Linked DNA regions of Mus musculus: region 1 is linked to region 2. Evidence: chromatin contacts called from ENCODE Hi-C data. All regions are on one chromosome and are shown on one strand. The core of a region is the stretch at or near the end of the contact, and the rest is flanking DNA. Distances in the headings are between cores, read along the strand shown.

Region 1 (7,228 bases), core at 1,881-4,380, 2.1 Mb before region 2:
TCCTCCTCCCCTCCCCTGCGGCACTGCATATCCCCAAAGTCACCGTGAAAACACTCACTTCTGAGTCGGAGACGACATCCACATCATTTCCCACCGAGTCAATGAAGTCATACGCCATGCCGAAACTACGGAAGGAAGGAAGGAAGAGGCCACAGATGGAAGGCTGAACAGAGTAAAACTGTCTACTGCTTCTAGGACATGCACACCTCACATTTGGAAATCAAGAAGTCCACTGCCATCTGGCTGCCAACTTCTCATTTCTTCTTAGGTACACAGAAAATGAAGCACATCTTTAAAATGCATCTTCAACTTAGTGAGACAGTAAGAACTGCAAAAAGCAGTCAGTGTGAGCATAAACCCTTAACCTCTCTGATGCAAAACAGTTCAAGATTTAATTCCACATATGAAGAAAAACAAAATGAGAAAAATATGTTAACATGTATGGATATAACATATAAAGATATAACATCAATAAAAGAAAAAAAATTGTACCTAAAATCAACTCAGCTTAAAGAGAAAATGAAAAACTGGTAAGCACCTAACTCATTCAAATCACCAAGTTCATCTATAAGGTTGCAAAGCAACGGATGTCACCATTTTCCCCTTAGTAGGTGGCAGAGTCAGGACATTTAATCAGGACTGCATATGCATGTATGATTTTCTATCTGCTCTGGGCAAGTAGGTTAGCCTTCATTTCTCATGTACAAACAGTTAATAGTGTCTATCTTAGGGCTGGAGAGATGGCTCAATGGCTAAGAGCACTGACTGCTCTTCCAAAGATCCTGAGTTCAATTCCCAGCAACCACATGATAGCTCACAACCATCTGTAATGAGATCTGATGCCCTCTTCTGGTGTATCTGAAGACAGCTACAGTGTACTTATATATAATACATAAATAAATATTAAAAAAGAAAAAAATCTAGCACAACTACTGAAACCAACTCACCACATTTAATACAATTAAGCCATTTTTAAAATAGTCGAAATATGTGGTCATTTTCAGACTTTTCACAGTATCAAAAATGCTACATCAACTTGTAAGCAAAGCTATTACCTTTTGAGGCACTAGGATAATCTCTAAACTACTAGCTCAGGGTATTAATGCATTTGTGGCTCTTTCTGTGTTATATAAAGTTTTATATAAGTTATATAAAAATGTTTTAAGTCCAATCATTCAGGGGAGGAAAAAGAAAACACGGTTAAAACAGCCTACAAGAATATAGACACAGCATAAGACTCCCAAATACTCACAACTTTAAAAACCACCAGTAGAATTTCCAGTGTGGGTCAAGGGTGTAGGTTACCCAGCATTTGGGGTTTTAAACCTCAGGCTTTTCCAAATACTCCATCATATTTAATAAACACTCCAAAGGGCAAGCCGAGCAGCAGCTTAAGTCTTGCCCCTCGCATACCATCCTATTTGCACATATGAAAGCAGACACAACAGGCTAAAACAGCTGATGAGCAGTCAACGTGTACACGTTATCGTGACATGCTGCAGCCTGGAAGAAAGCATGTACCTCTGAAATCTTCTTACTGTACCATGGACTTTGGATGACAACTATATTCTTTTACTAAAAATATCTGAGCAAGTGAACATGCATCTCCAATTGAACTGCGAAGCAGCTTTCAGAGCTTCGAGCCGGGGTTGAGAGGGAGGGAAAGAAATGCCAGCGATTAAAATTTACCTTGAAAACGGCTTGCTTTTCTTACTATTGCCAAGAATGGTGGTTCCTGCTGGCCCTAGTTTGGCACTCTCTCGTAACCAGTTGGCAGGTGGGAGTTTCAAGTCTGTTTTTTCTTCGAGACGTGCAAACGCTGTTCGAGGAGGGGCAGAAGAGTATTTTACCACAGCTCTGCTTTTCACTTCGTTGCCTCCAAGAAATAAGGCCGATCCCTAAATAACATATGGAATGAAGCTTTAATGAACACTGCCAGGAACGACAATCTCACTTTCATAAAAATGAATTAAGAACCCACCAAATCAGGATTCACAAGGAGCCTCAGCTGCGTGTCAGCTCTAACACTTAATAAACAAGCTTAAATTACGCTTACTTAGCTGTTTTTCACGAAACTAAAAAAAAAAAAAAAAAAAAAAAGGATCAATCAAGAAGTGGACAGGGGCCAACCAACCTGCTTTTTAAAAATCTGGGCATAGTAGTTGCAAACACAAGCTTCAAGCACTCTGGAGGCAGAGGCACAAGGGCCAGTGCAAGGTCTACGTCCAGCTTGACTGCCCGGTCTGCATAACCAGTTCCACACCAGCCAAGACTCAACCCGGTACGATGAGTCACAGAAAAATGTAGACTCAGAAACTAAGTGCGCTCAACTGTGTCCTGTCAACCGCATGTAAAACGAGCAAGACTTCTGTACGGTTCTAATGGAATATTTTTAAGTAGCATAAGTCAATGACAAACGTCATTTGCAGGACGTGTTTATTTTTACCAAACACACAGCGATTGATCGGTAAGCTCATCGCATCCCATTCTACATTAGCTCCGTAGCTGACCCTACACCCACCCGGGCATGCTCAATGTCTGGACCCGCTGTTCGACTCTCCTTCGAGAACCCTTCCAGGCGTTGCAAATTCTCTGTGCCCTCCCTGGGTCCGTCCCTCTCTCCTCTGCCTGCCTTCGGCGGGCTGTGACACACACACACTCTATAGCCCGTCCACTGGCGCCGAGTGCGAAGCCAGGGGTGTTGCGCATTGCAAGCAAACGCCTGCCTGCACACCCGACGACAGGCTCGCCTGGTGATTCATTCCGTACTAGAGGTGCTAAGGAGGCGTGGAAGAAAGTTCCAGAAGCCCCACGTCCCCCTCCCAGGCCCGCAAACCCCCCAAGCCCCTGCAGGTCGCGCTCCGCCGCCGCCGCCTCTCACCTGTGCAGAAGGCTCCTCGGAGTCCGCCTGGGACAGGAGGCTGAGCCCTCCTCGGGCGGCCGCCCCTGAAGGAGAAGCCTCGGCTCCTGCTTCCTTGGGGTCCCCCATCATTTCCGACCCTGGGGAGGCGACCAGACGCGCGAGCCCTGGAGGCGGCGACAGGAACGCGGGCCCAGAGTCGCAGGAGAACCTCAGAGCGAGCGACTCGGACACTCAGCGGCTCGCACTTCCGGCGGCTGCCAGGAAGAGCTCGAGGTAGCGCGATGAAATCTCGCGAGATTCACCCAAAGGTCCAGCCCGTCCTCCGGCTCTGGCTCCTCCTTCGCGGTCCGGGCAGGAGCTGCCGCACGCCGTTGCCTGTCACACCATTAGGGCGGACACTTCTCGCGATACACGCCTCCCGGGCTCCTCCCCCTCGCTCGTGGCCGGTCTTTGTTGGCAAACAGTTAATGAGACTTGAGTCAAAGTCGCGGTGGCTGGGGTGGGGCGGTGCCGCCTTGGGTATTCGCGTAATCAAAGCTGGTGGCATCAAGGCCCTCGCAGGCGGCCGCTCTCTTGGGGCTTCTCCGAGTTGCACACGCGCGGGGACCTCCGTGGGTCTCAGCACCCTCAGATCAGTGGGGCTGAAGCAAGGAGAGAGAAGCCATCAGTCTGTTTAATCGGTTTCTAGGCAGCGCTCATGCAGCCCTGGCTGGTTTCGAACTCGCAAAATAGCCGAGAGTGACCTTGAACTTGACACTCTGCCTCCAGCTCCCGAGGGCTGGGGTTTCTTTCTGCCCGAGGATGGAACCCAGGGCTTCGTGTAGGCTAGGCAAGCACTCGGAGCTACATTTCCACCCTGCACCCAATAACAGACAAACTGCTACATTCCTCATAAAACATATATATTTGAGGTAAAAGGTTTTGTTTTATGTCGAGGTATTACGTTTTGGGTTTTTTTTTTTTTTTTTTTTTTTTTTAAATGTGTTTTGAGTGCTTTGGCTGCGTGTGTGCATGCAGTGCCCGCAGAAACCAGAAGAGGGCATCAGATCTCCTGGAACGGGAGTTACACGCAGTTGGGAGTTGTGGGCTGTGGGTGCTAAGCTGTGTCCTCTGCAAGAGCAGAAAGTGCTCCTAATGGCTGAGCCAGGACGGAGGTATACGTTTTCAGTTTTCAGTGTTTTGGCCTTTGCAATTATTTAGCCATGCCAGGTTATAATTTTCCTTAGTCTCTAAAAACCCAGTAACTGAAAAACTTTAGGAGTTCTCGGAGAAAGCAGATGCAGTCTGCAAATTGCTTTCATGCAAAACAAGACATTTTTATGAATTAACTTTTTGGTGCATATTTTGCAGATCCTTACTTTAAAGCATGTTTTGTGATTTTTTTTTAAACTACTCTGTATTTAGAGCCAGTTTTTGTTTGTTTGTTTGTTTGTTTGTTTTGTCCTTTTCGTTGTTTATTACATCAGAGGCTAGCAGGCTCGTCACATAAAAGCTTGTGCCAAACAAAACTGAGGGCCCGAGTTCCATGTCATCCCTGGACCCCACTGTAGAAGGAGAGAACTGACTCTGGAAAGCTCCCCTCTGGCCGTCACATGTCCTGTGGCATGAACACACACACAATAATAATACAGAGATCTGAATAAGACCTATGTAGCTAACACAAAAAGATTAAACTTTGAGTACTTAAAAATAAACCCTGTATATCCATTAACTCACGTTACAGGAATATTTTTTTTTACAGGAATATTTTTAAAAATTAAATTGCACATCATAGTATGTTAAATGATAAGCAAATATTTAAAAAGTAATATGGTCCCAATTTGAAAATCCATCTGTTTCTGAAATGGAAATCTCTGGTTGTTTTTGTGTCTCTAAATGAACAGATTCATGTAAGAAAGAAATGATTTACATTTAGTCTAACATTTTTCTATTTTTCTTTCTTGTTTCATATTTAATTTTATTAACACTTCTACAAATATAAGTTAGGTTCTGATAACCTTACAGTTTTGTCATTTATTAATAACGATGTATCAGTAAGAATTTACTGAGGTAGTATAGTAGTGGGTTTTTTTTTCTTCGGGACTCAAATATTGTACAAATTTCTTGAGATGCTAACATGTGGATCCTTTTTAATGATGCTTAGTAGGAAAATGTGCTACTAGTACCCTACAAAAAGGAGAAATGAAGGAAGCAGAAGTGAGAGCTCGGTATACAGAACAGGAGTCTGACAACACCAAGGGGCTCATGAGAGCTCAGGGCTCCGGCAAGCCAATCAAGCTCCCTCCCCCCTCCCCCCTCCCCCCCCCCCCCCCCCCCCGCCGCCCCCAGACTTATGGAGGAAGGTCTGGCCAGGGGCTGGGTTTCAAGAAGCCACACACAGGCAGGGACTAATTTAGTTGGGAGAGGAGAGTGATCCCTGAGGCCTGGAGAAACCAGGCACATCTGGGTTACATAAAGTTTATACATTCCTCCAGCTCTAAGAGCCTTTCCCCCATAATCAAACACATGCTGTAGGCTTCTAAAAGTTATCATCACTGCCTCTAATGTAAGTGATTGAAATCCAGTGTTGTGAGGAAACAGATCACTCCTCCCATCATTCAAACGTTAGGACAAGAACAGCTGCCAGAATTTGCCTAACATACGTCTCCTTGGGATGGTCTCTGTCACACATGCCTCCCTGGACAGTCGCATTGGCTTTGAGCTCTCGTGTTTCCCGTCTCAGTGCCTCATGGCCTCTTTGCTTAGGATACACATGTGGAGTGGATGACTAACTTACTGTGTGCCACCACAGCTCTAAGTTGCTGGTGCTTTTCTTGTGCTTAGGATTCCTTCTCTGAGTTCCCTAGCTTACTCCTGCGCATCTTGTAGATTCCGCTCAGGTCACTCTAATAAGTCCTTTCTGATACACCCCACGTTTTCTTCACACACATCCTTGGTCCCTTATACTTGTACAGCTTTATCCTGTGTTTGTCACACACGAGAAAACAACGTTTGAATCTGCCTCCCTTGCCGCCTTTGGACTCAAAGGCCTTCGTTCTGTCTGATCAGCCTTTTCACCAGCAGCAGGCTCTGCACCTGCAAACCGAGCTGTTTAAGCCCTTAGGCAATGTAGGGGAAATTGACTGGTACTGTCAATTTTAAAGTGCTTTCAAAATGTTGGAAACACAAAAAACAATGTAGTTCACTCAAAAATATTTTAATACTCAAAATCCAGGCTAAAAATGTCTTATAAAGTAGCTCAATGTAGTGTAGCACCGGTGTCATCAATTATTGAAGTTAATATTGATGCACGGTTTGTGCCGTTCTGAAACGGTTTGTAAGCTAGAGCTTCGTAGTTTGCAAAATTTCCCTCACCATGCATGAGTCTCTCAGGGAAATGCTAGTCAGTAATAGACTGATTTCGTTACCAGGTGGTGACACATACTTTTAATTCTAGCACTCTGGAAGCAGAGGCAGGCAGACCTCTGATATGTAGTGATTTCTGGGTTGGCCAGAGATACACAGTGAGACCATTATTTTAAAAATATGCATCTAGTTATTTGTAGCATGTAATATTTTTATATTGTTTTGGAAAAAAATGTATCCTCAAATGTATTCCATTAAACACTATGTTTCCTTTTTTTAGATTTATTTTTTTATGTGTGTTAGTGTTTTATCCGTATGTATGTTATGTGCACCATGTGCATGCCTGGTGCTCTCAGAGGACAGAAGTGGGTGTCACATCCCCTGGAACTGGACTTACAGATGGCTGTGGGCAGTCATGTGGGTGCTGGGAATTGAACCTAAGTCTATCTTAGGAGCAACAAGTGCTCCTAACCACTGAGCCACCTCTCCAGACTCCCATTGAACACGAGACACTATTCAGATAGTATAATAAGTTGCTACTCACTGGTTTTTTTAAAATATTTATTTATTTATTTTATATATTTGAGTACACTGTCGCTATCTCCAGGCACACCAGAAGTGGGCATCAGATCCTATTACAGATGGTTGTGAGCCACCATGTGGTTGCTGGAAATTGAACTCAGAACCTCTGGAAGAACAGTCAGTGCTCCTAACCACTGAGGCATCTCTCCAGCCCTCCAGAAAAGTATTGTAGCAAAGACAACACTAAATTATTTTAGAAGTAAACTTTTTGGCTTTTCATTGTCTTTATTTTTTTAAAAAGACTGGTAGTTTATTCATTTATTTTGGAAGTTAACCTTTTATCCTGATACCTGCTGCTATTTCAAGGCTCACATCCCAGGACAGTCACCCTCAGTCCTCATTGCTGTTGTTATGCCCCAGCTTCAGCACGGCCTAGGGAGGCTTCTCAGGACTGCTTTCCCTCTGCCCTCTTTCCTTCAGTCTGAGGCTCCAGGCTCT
Region 2 (7,296 bases), core at 4,658-7,157:
GTACCTCCACGCCGAGGTTACATCTCTGGAGCTGCGGAGGGAAAACTACAACTCCCAAGTATGCTCAGGTCATGAAGGCGTTCACGCCCGCCCACAATTGTATGCTGCATGCTGGGAGTTGTAGTCTCCCTGGAGCTGCTTGCCTGAACATCCACAGACTAGAAGGCAGAAAAGAGATTTTATCTAGCTCTTGTGACATCCTTCTCCTCTATCTCTCAGACACAGAATTTCATTTTGGTTGATAACTACTATAGATATAAATTAATATTTTCTTTCTAGCCGTGCACATACCCCTGGACTTAATCCAGACTAGTCATACTGAAGAATAATTTCTAGTCAAAGGTACTATTTGCTTTTATTTTGCTGGGTTATCAATTTGTGAACTAGAGACTCATTTCCCTTGAGTTCTAGTGATCTCATTTTTATCGTTTCATCTCTCCACAGTTTTCAAGCACCTGAATGTCAGGCCTCTTAAGCAGCTCTGGGAATACACACTCAGTCAAACTACTCCTTGCTTTAGAAGAGTACCACACCCATAAGGGTGAACAGAGCAGGACACAAATATTTCCAATCTTTAACGATCAGCCAGAATCTCTTAGGAATGTTCATCATAGGACCTAGCATTGTGACTGTCCTCCCTCTCCCACCTTCCTCTGCATTATCATGGAAGTTGCAGGCTCAGTTTGCTGCACTTTCTGTTTCTAGAATCCTCTAAAAAATATGAGAATCAAAAGGTTGTTTTGGTTCTGTGAGAGAAAAGCAGTACTTAACAAACAACATAGTAGCATACTGACATGCAAAATGTTACTGAGTTTCTAATTAATCCTTGGATACAACTTCTTTTTCTCTGTCCCATCTTTTTGAGACAATCCCTTTTATTTTGAAATTGTTGCATGAAGTAGGAAGTTGTCTCTAGTTTTAAACTACTTAACTTTCAAGGTACATTTTTAAAAAAAAAGAAAAGAAAAGAAAAGAAAAATGATCTTGCCGGGCAGTGGTGGCGCAGCCAGCACTTGGGATGCAGAGGCAGGTGGATTTCTGAGTTCGAGGCCAGCCTGGTCTACAGAGTGAGTTCCAGGACAGCCAGGGCTACACAGAGAAACCCTGTCTAAAAAAATAAAAGTAAAGAAAGAAAGAAAGAAAGAAAGAAAGATCTTATGTGTGCACAGACTCTGAACTAAATGCACTTAAGATTCCTGACAATAACACACACACACACACACACACACACACACCAGTCTTTTGTCCTGATGATGGTTATTATGGCTAAAATATTCTGGTTGTCTTCCCTCTCCAAATAGTTCTAGTATGTGGTTCTTTCTCTCTCTTCTCTTTCAACAAATCAATGGCCAAGTTCAATTTTTTTTAATGCATTGAGTTGTTTTGCATTCTAAGTTTAGCCAAATAATTTTACCTCTTGACTTATTTGGTTCTCTTTCCCAGTTGTTTATTTAATTCTATTACTGTTTCCAGATTCTGAGCATAAATTACCTGCTAATAAAATCTAAGCATATTTCATTATCCCATGTGTGTATGATTCAGGCCCCTCTGGCCGCACACTTGCAGCCCAACTCTATTTGAGTTTTAAGAAACGTCAATCTTGTAAATCAAGTTTAGAGCCTGAAAAGAGATGGACTATTTTGCTGATTATTCAAATGAATTGCTAGACTTGAGATAGGAAATCTGGCCACAAGCAGAGTCTTGACCATTTTACAACACAAATGTAAAGTAAGTATGTGTGTGTGTGTGTGTGTGTGTGTGTGTGTGTGATATTCAGTTACCTGTTGCAGTGGTGAGTCGCCTGCCACAGCTAATGTCTGGGTGAGTAAAGAGAGTCAGATATATACCACATGACAACTGCGGGAAATGGCATTCCCTAAAATATTATGGGCAAACTCAAGTCGTTAATGCCGACAGTGACAGGAGGAGGAGGTCACTACCTATGGAGAAAGCCATCCTGAAGCAAATATGATGACCCAATACTGTTAAATCCATCACCGAATTGTAATCTGCTGAAAGGCAGATCAAAAGCATCCGAACGGAGTATGTTTTTTTACAAGACAGTCCTCTGAAGTAATGTGGTTGTTTCTGGGTGGAACACTCAAAGAATGCTGTCAGGGAAAGAATGTAGAGAGGTTATCTGGAGTGAAAACTACGGTGACAGAAAAATACACATATCCAATGAGCAATTGAAAACACATATTTAATAAGTAAGAAGAGAACTGATAGGCCTCTTTGTGTTCTCCTTTGGACCACCCCAAATTTAGTGTAGGTTCTTAGCACATGTTGAGACCTCAACAAATACTTATTGAGGTGAACACAGCTAAAATAAAACAAATGTAAGCAAACCAACCTAGTATTGCCCGGTGCATTCTTGTGTAGCATCCATCTAATGTCACCTAGGAGGAGTTGCAGGTTTTATAAAATATAATGTGTTAAGAAAAAAATAGGCAATATCAGAGCAAATCTCTTCTGCCAGGCATATTTCACGGAATGATATGGGCCATGTAAACGTTTACATTCTGTGAATTTCTACAAAATGCAAGTCATTTCGATGCCCCCTTGGCTCAAAGAGACCGGTCCCTCAGGCACCAGGTTTTCTTCTGAAGAAAGAAATAGATAGGGCCTTGGCGCTGCAGACTCCTAGCTCTTTGCACCCTGATCAACCACTGAGGGGAGGCGGGCTGGACCTAATAACTCTACCTGAGGCCTCCTCCAAGCTCCAGGCCCATTTCTGACATTTAACAAGGAACAGGTGGATGCTATGAAAACGTAGAGAAAATACAGTGCTGTGATTTGCATGATCCTGACGAAGCAGTTCTCCGGGTGCAGAGCCTCCCTAACCCTGCATGGAGGCAGGCAGCCGGGCACTGCAATCCTCAGTGCTCAATTCAGAAACAGCTGCTGCAAGTTAGCCAGTGATCCGACCTTTTTGTCATTCACGGGCAAATTTAACAACTACAAAAAGAAACTAGGGAAGCGCCCGTGTCATCTGCTCCACGAATCCCTCCAACGAAATCTGACCCTTAGGCATCACTTCCCGCTCTGCGCAGAACTCTCGCAACTGTGTCACCAGCGGGAGACCCCTGCGAGGGCTGCAAGCCAGTCGCCTGTGGCTCTGGAACCCAAGCGGACGCTTTCTCTCACCCCACGTTTTACTCCGCGCAGGAGGACGCCAAGAACGCCAAGAGCTCCGGCCTTTCGCGGCGTGCCCAGCTTTCGTCTAGCCCAAAACAGCCCAGTATCGGGGAGATGTTCACCTCCTTGCTTGGCTCATTCCCAGAGGCGACCGGGTCAGCAGCCAGGCTCCTGGCTTTGTCTTTCGCTGCGCGGGGCTGTGGATCTGGATTCCATCTCGAGTGCACCCCAACCCGCACACCTGGGTCGTGGGAACTGTGCTGTTCCTGTAAGCAGCCCCAGTCACGTGCTGCCTGGGCAGCCCCAATATCCCGACCTTTAACCTCTGAGCCCAGCCCCACCCACACGTGGTGAGAGCAGAACCTTGGGGGCTGAGGGAGGAGACAGAATCCTGCATGCTCTGGCAAAAAAAAAAAAAAAAATCCAGAAACTCCTCTGCCGCTGTCTCCTGGGACAATCCATCCCTCCAAAGTTAGCAACCATGTTTAAAACGTTTTATTTTTTTCTCTTTAAAAATATTTACAGATCTGTACTCTCCTCGTTTTGCCCCTACCCATCCTCAAGATGAAGGGAATAAAGAGAAGTGATTAGTTCAACGACCAAAGCCCTAGTTGGTTCGGCTCGGCTGAGCTTGTGTCCTACCACATTTTCTATATACAGGTGTATATATGGGAGAAAGACTGCCTGGTTCTGTTGGTGGTTTTTCTGATGTTTTTTTTTTTTTCTTGCTACTGGTCAAAACCGACCTAATCAAAACCCCACTTCCCACCACCACCCGAGAGCCTCCCCTTCCAAAATAGTTTCAAACGCGAGTTGTTTGGTTTTGTGTAGAAAGCAGGTGCTCTGGCGTGAGGAATGCAGATAAATACTCAAAACAAAACAAAACAAAATAAAACAAAACAAAACAAAAGGTAGGAAAGAGGCCATAAATAAGACATAACGAATACACATGGTGTATTTCTTAATATTTCTGGACACGCGCCGCTCTGCTCCGGAGCTCTGCGAAGGATCCCGACCGCGCCGGGCTATGCAGGCAGCTGCAGGCGACCAGGGGCGTCCCGGGAGCCGGCGGGCGAGCATGTCAGTAGTCAAGCTTGTTGTACAGGTTGTAGAGCGGTAAGGCCGAGAGATTGCTGCTCGGGTAATAAAGCGGAGCCGGGAAGGCCAGAGAGCGCGGCACCGGCACTCGCAGCAGCGAACTGTCCCGAAACACGAGCGGCATGCCCACGAGAGTCTGCGCCGACGCGTGTGCCATGTTGGCTGCCTCAAGCTCGGCTGAGAGCTGCCGCTTCCACTTGTTGCGGCGATTCTGGAACCAAGTCTTAACCTGGGTCTCGGTGAGCTGCAGGCTGGAGGCGAGGCAAGCGCGCTCCGAGCTGCTCAGGTAGCGTTTCATGTCGAAGGTAGACTCGAGCTGGTACACTTGGCTGCGGGAGAAGACGGTGCGCGTCTTCTTCTTGGCCGCTCCGGTTTGGCGCTCCGCACCGCCGTCCCGTGGCCGCTCCGGGCCCGGAGAAGGCGAGCCCGCCGGCAAAAGCCTCTCCTTCTCTTCCTTAAAGTCCGGGTGAGAAGGAGAAAGGAATGGCGTGCGCTCCGAGGCCGCAGGCCCTGCGCCTCCGCTGCCCTTGGGGGTACCTGAAGAGTGAGCACAAACAGAATGACCATGGAGTTGATGAGCCTTAAAGACTCTCAGCTCTGCCGGGGACAAGGAGGTTGACTGATGCCTGCATCCTTGATTCCCCTATTGCTAACCCTTTCCTTTTCTACTGCGTCCTGCTAGCGCCCAAAGTCCAGAGCCTCGGCCTTTCAAAGCAGCAGAAGAGGGTTCCATATAATCCGAGCTGGAGGGTCTCCTTCCACTCTTATAAAAGTAAACGTGGTACCGGGTCTGGAATGGGGACATTAACACCATTTTTTAAAGGTGATTTTTGCCTTTGAGGACTGAGCTCTACAAGGTAGCATCATTTTACAGGCCGTTTTCTTTGAGAGTCGGGCTAATTTTATTCATAACTCCTTGGCTGTCCTCCGTTAGCTTTTACCTCTCTGAAACTCAGCACTGTCAATCATTTTAGAGTACTAATCACTTCGAGAAGAGGCCGAGAGGAGGGAAAAGACATAGAGCCTGCAGGACTGACAGAACACCCAAACCAGACCTGCAGAACTAAGTCAGGACAGAAAGTACCCGGCGTGCGAAACCATTTTGGCCAGCATTGTGTACCGCCCGCAGAGTTCCTGGCCCACTCTGGTTCACCCTCCTTCCCCTTACCCAGTCTTCCCCTTACCGCCCCAATATTCCTCTACTTCTCCCCAGCGCCGGCCCTTCCGGCCTTTTCGAGAATGCACCATGGGTGCGTAGTCCCCTCCCCTTAGCCTGGACCACTAGCGGCCCGGCTGTGACCCGGGGATGCCCTGCTCCGCGTCTCCGACAATCACACACCGCATCGGCTCACGCTCACTCGGGCCAGACTCCCGACCTGCGATCCTTACCCAGGCAAGGGAAAGGGATGGGGGTATGGTGCTTAGGGCTTGGCTCCTTGGGGCCGTGCGGATCTGGGCAGAAGCAAGCCGGAGCCTTCCAACCTTCCTCCGGCTCCTCCTCCTCCGAGGACACAGACAGGCTGCGTTTCCTGGCTGGCCACCCGGCGGGCTCCCGCGGTGCCTCGGAGGGGCCCCCGCCCAGGATGGACTGGATGGTGAAGCTGGAGACGCCACCGGCCGCCGGACATCCCTTCCCCACATCTTCCTTGCTGCCCATCCTGGGTTCATAAGAAATCGGAGGAAACCAAGAACTCCCTTTAGAGCGGGGCTGGGTGGAAGGTGGTGCGGGCAGGCGGGCGGGGGGAGGGGCGGGAGGGAAAGCAAGGGGAGGGGGCTACGAGGCTGGCGAGGCGTCCCTTCTGCTCCAGGACGCGCAGGCACCGGACCGCTGTGCGCGGGTCCCTGCCGGCCCGGCTCTGGGTGAGCCCGCCCAGCCCCGGTGCCAATGTCCCTTCCTCGTTTGACAACTCCACCGGTCTCCAGCGACGCGGAGGCTGCGCGGCCTCATTTGCATAGAGGTTACCCGGCCGCGGCCAATCGCAGCGCCGCGGAGCGGCCCCGGAATTTTTTAAAAAGCTGGGGCCGAGCACGCAGCACCGGGAAGCTCCGGGAGCAAGCCTAGACGCGCACTCGCATCAGCTCTGTCCAGCCCGTAACATCTGGGGCTGAAGGCAGCTTAGATTGCAGCCTGTGTTCCTGGTCTTTGCCTTGCCTCTCCAGAAACGAGAACAGCGCCCGGGGTCGAGCTGGTGGGGCTCTCTCACATCCAAGATGCACACCATAGGCTGCTGCCACCCTCCCCAGTCCTCAACCCCTTCTAGCCTCTTGGGAACTAACAGCGCTCTACGAGTCTTCTCCCGCTGCGTTGGGGATTGACAGTATGTGGCTCTCCGCTGGGAGACACAGGAGCAAAGAAATTCTACAGCTCTGGACCTGAAGACCCCGCTGACTAAAGGGGGCAGAGGATTTTGGAAACAGAGTAGCCCCCAAATGTCCCGAGGTTCCGGCTCACATTCCAGCAAACGCCATTTGCACTGTGTGAACTTGAACAAGTCTGGTCCCAGTAGAAGCATCCCTGCCCCCTGGCAAACTTCTTAGTGTCGCCTGCCCCCATTCTCTGGTTGTGATGATGTGTCAGCTAGAAACCTATAAACTCTCAGAGTGCAGAATAGTTATTTCCTAATCCTTGACCGAATACCACACAGCTCGCCTTCCCACACTGCAGCTAAACTCATTTACTTTATTTTGCTGGTAAATACTGGCGGTCTCAAAATGGCTACGCTGCTTCTGGAAGGAAACGAAGTAGGTAGGTATGGGGACTTTTTAGAATTGGACAGGATCCTGTTAAATATAGGTAGGGTGTCTTTGGGCAAGATATGTACACTTTCCACGCCTCGTTTTCCCCATCCTAAAATTATTTGAAGTGTTGCTTTCCTTTCAGAGGTCAAGGTACAGCTTTATAAAACCTGACTCTCTCCTTCCTTCTTGTGGCCTCTCCCTAAGCCCTGACTCTTGCTTGTTTAATCCCTAGAGCACCTGTTACCTGATCTAGAGTCATCTCAACAAAGCAAGCAAAGGGATTTGAGGCGACAGTTATCTACACAAGCTTTATGGAAAGGA

Evidence for each region. Hi-C counts contacts between places; a loop is a spot of excess contacts on that map.
Region 1: a loop to region 2 is called in a map of v-Abl transformed pro-B cells, with 4 times the contacts of the local background. The contact joins the promoter of Edrf1 here to the promoter of Hmx2 in region 2. A Hi-C loop is called at or near these places in 3 of 37 maps with a recorded cell type or tissue (heart and v-Abl transformed pro-B cells).

What each region holds. Positions count from the first base shown.
Region 1 is chr7:133,633,577-133,640,804 of GRCm38, reverse strand. Edrf1 (erythroid differentiation regulatory factor 1) reads right to left here and starts at 3,130. Exons shown (of 25, transcript NM_178115.4): 1 at 2,882-3,130; 2 at 1,690-1,898; 3 at 59-125. The coding sequence starts at 2,992.
Region 2 is chr7:131,552,904-131,560,199 of GRCm38, reverse strand. It overlaps Hmx2 (H6 homeobox 2), which reads right to left and starts at 5,907. Exons shown (of 2, transcript NM_145998.4): 1 at 5,626-5,907; 2 at 2,186-4,773. The coding sequence starts at 5,893. The coding sequence ends at 4,220.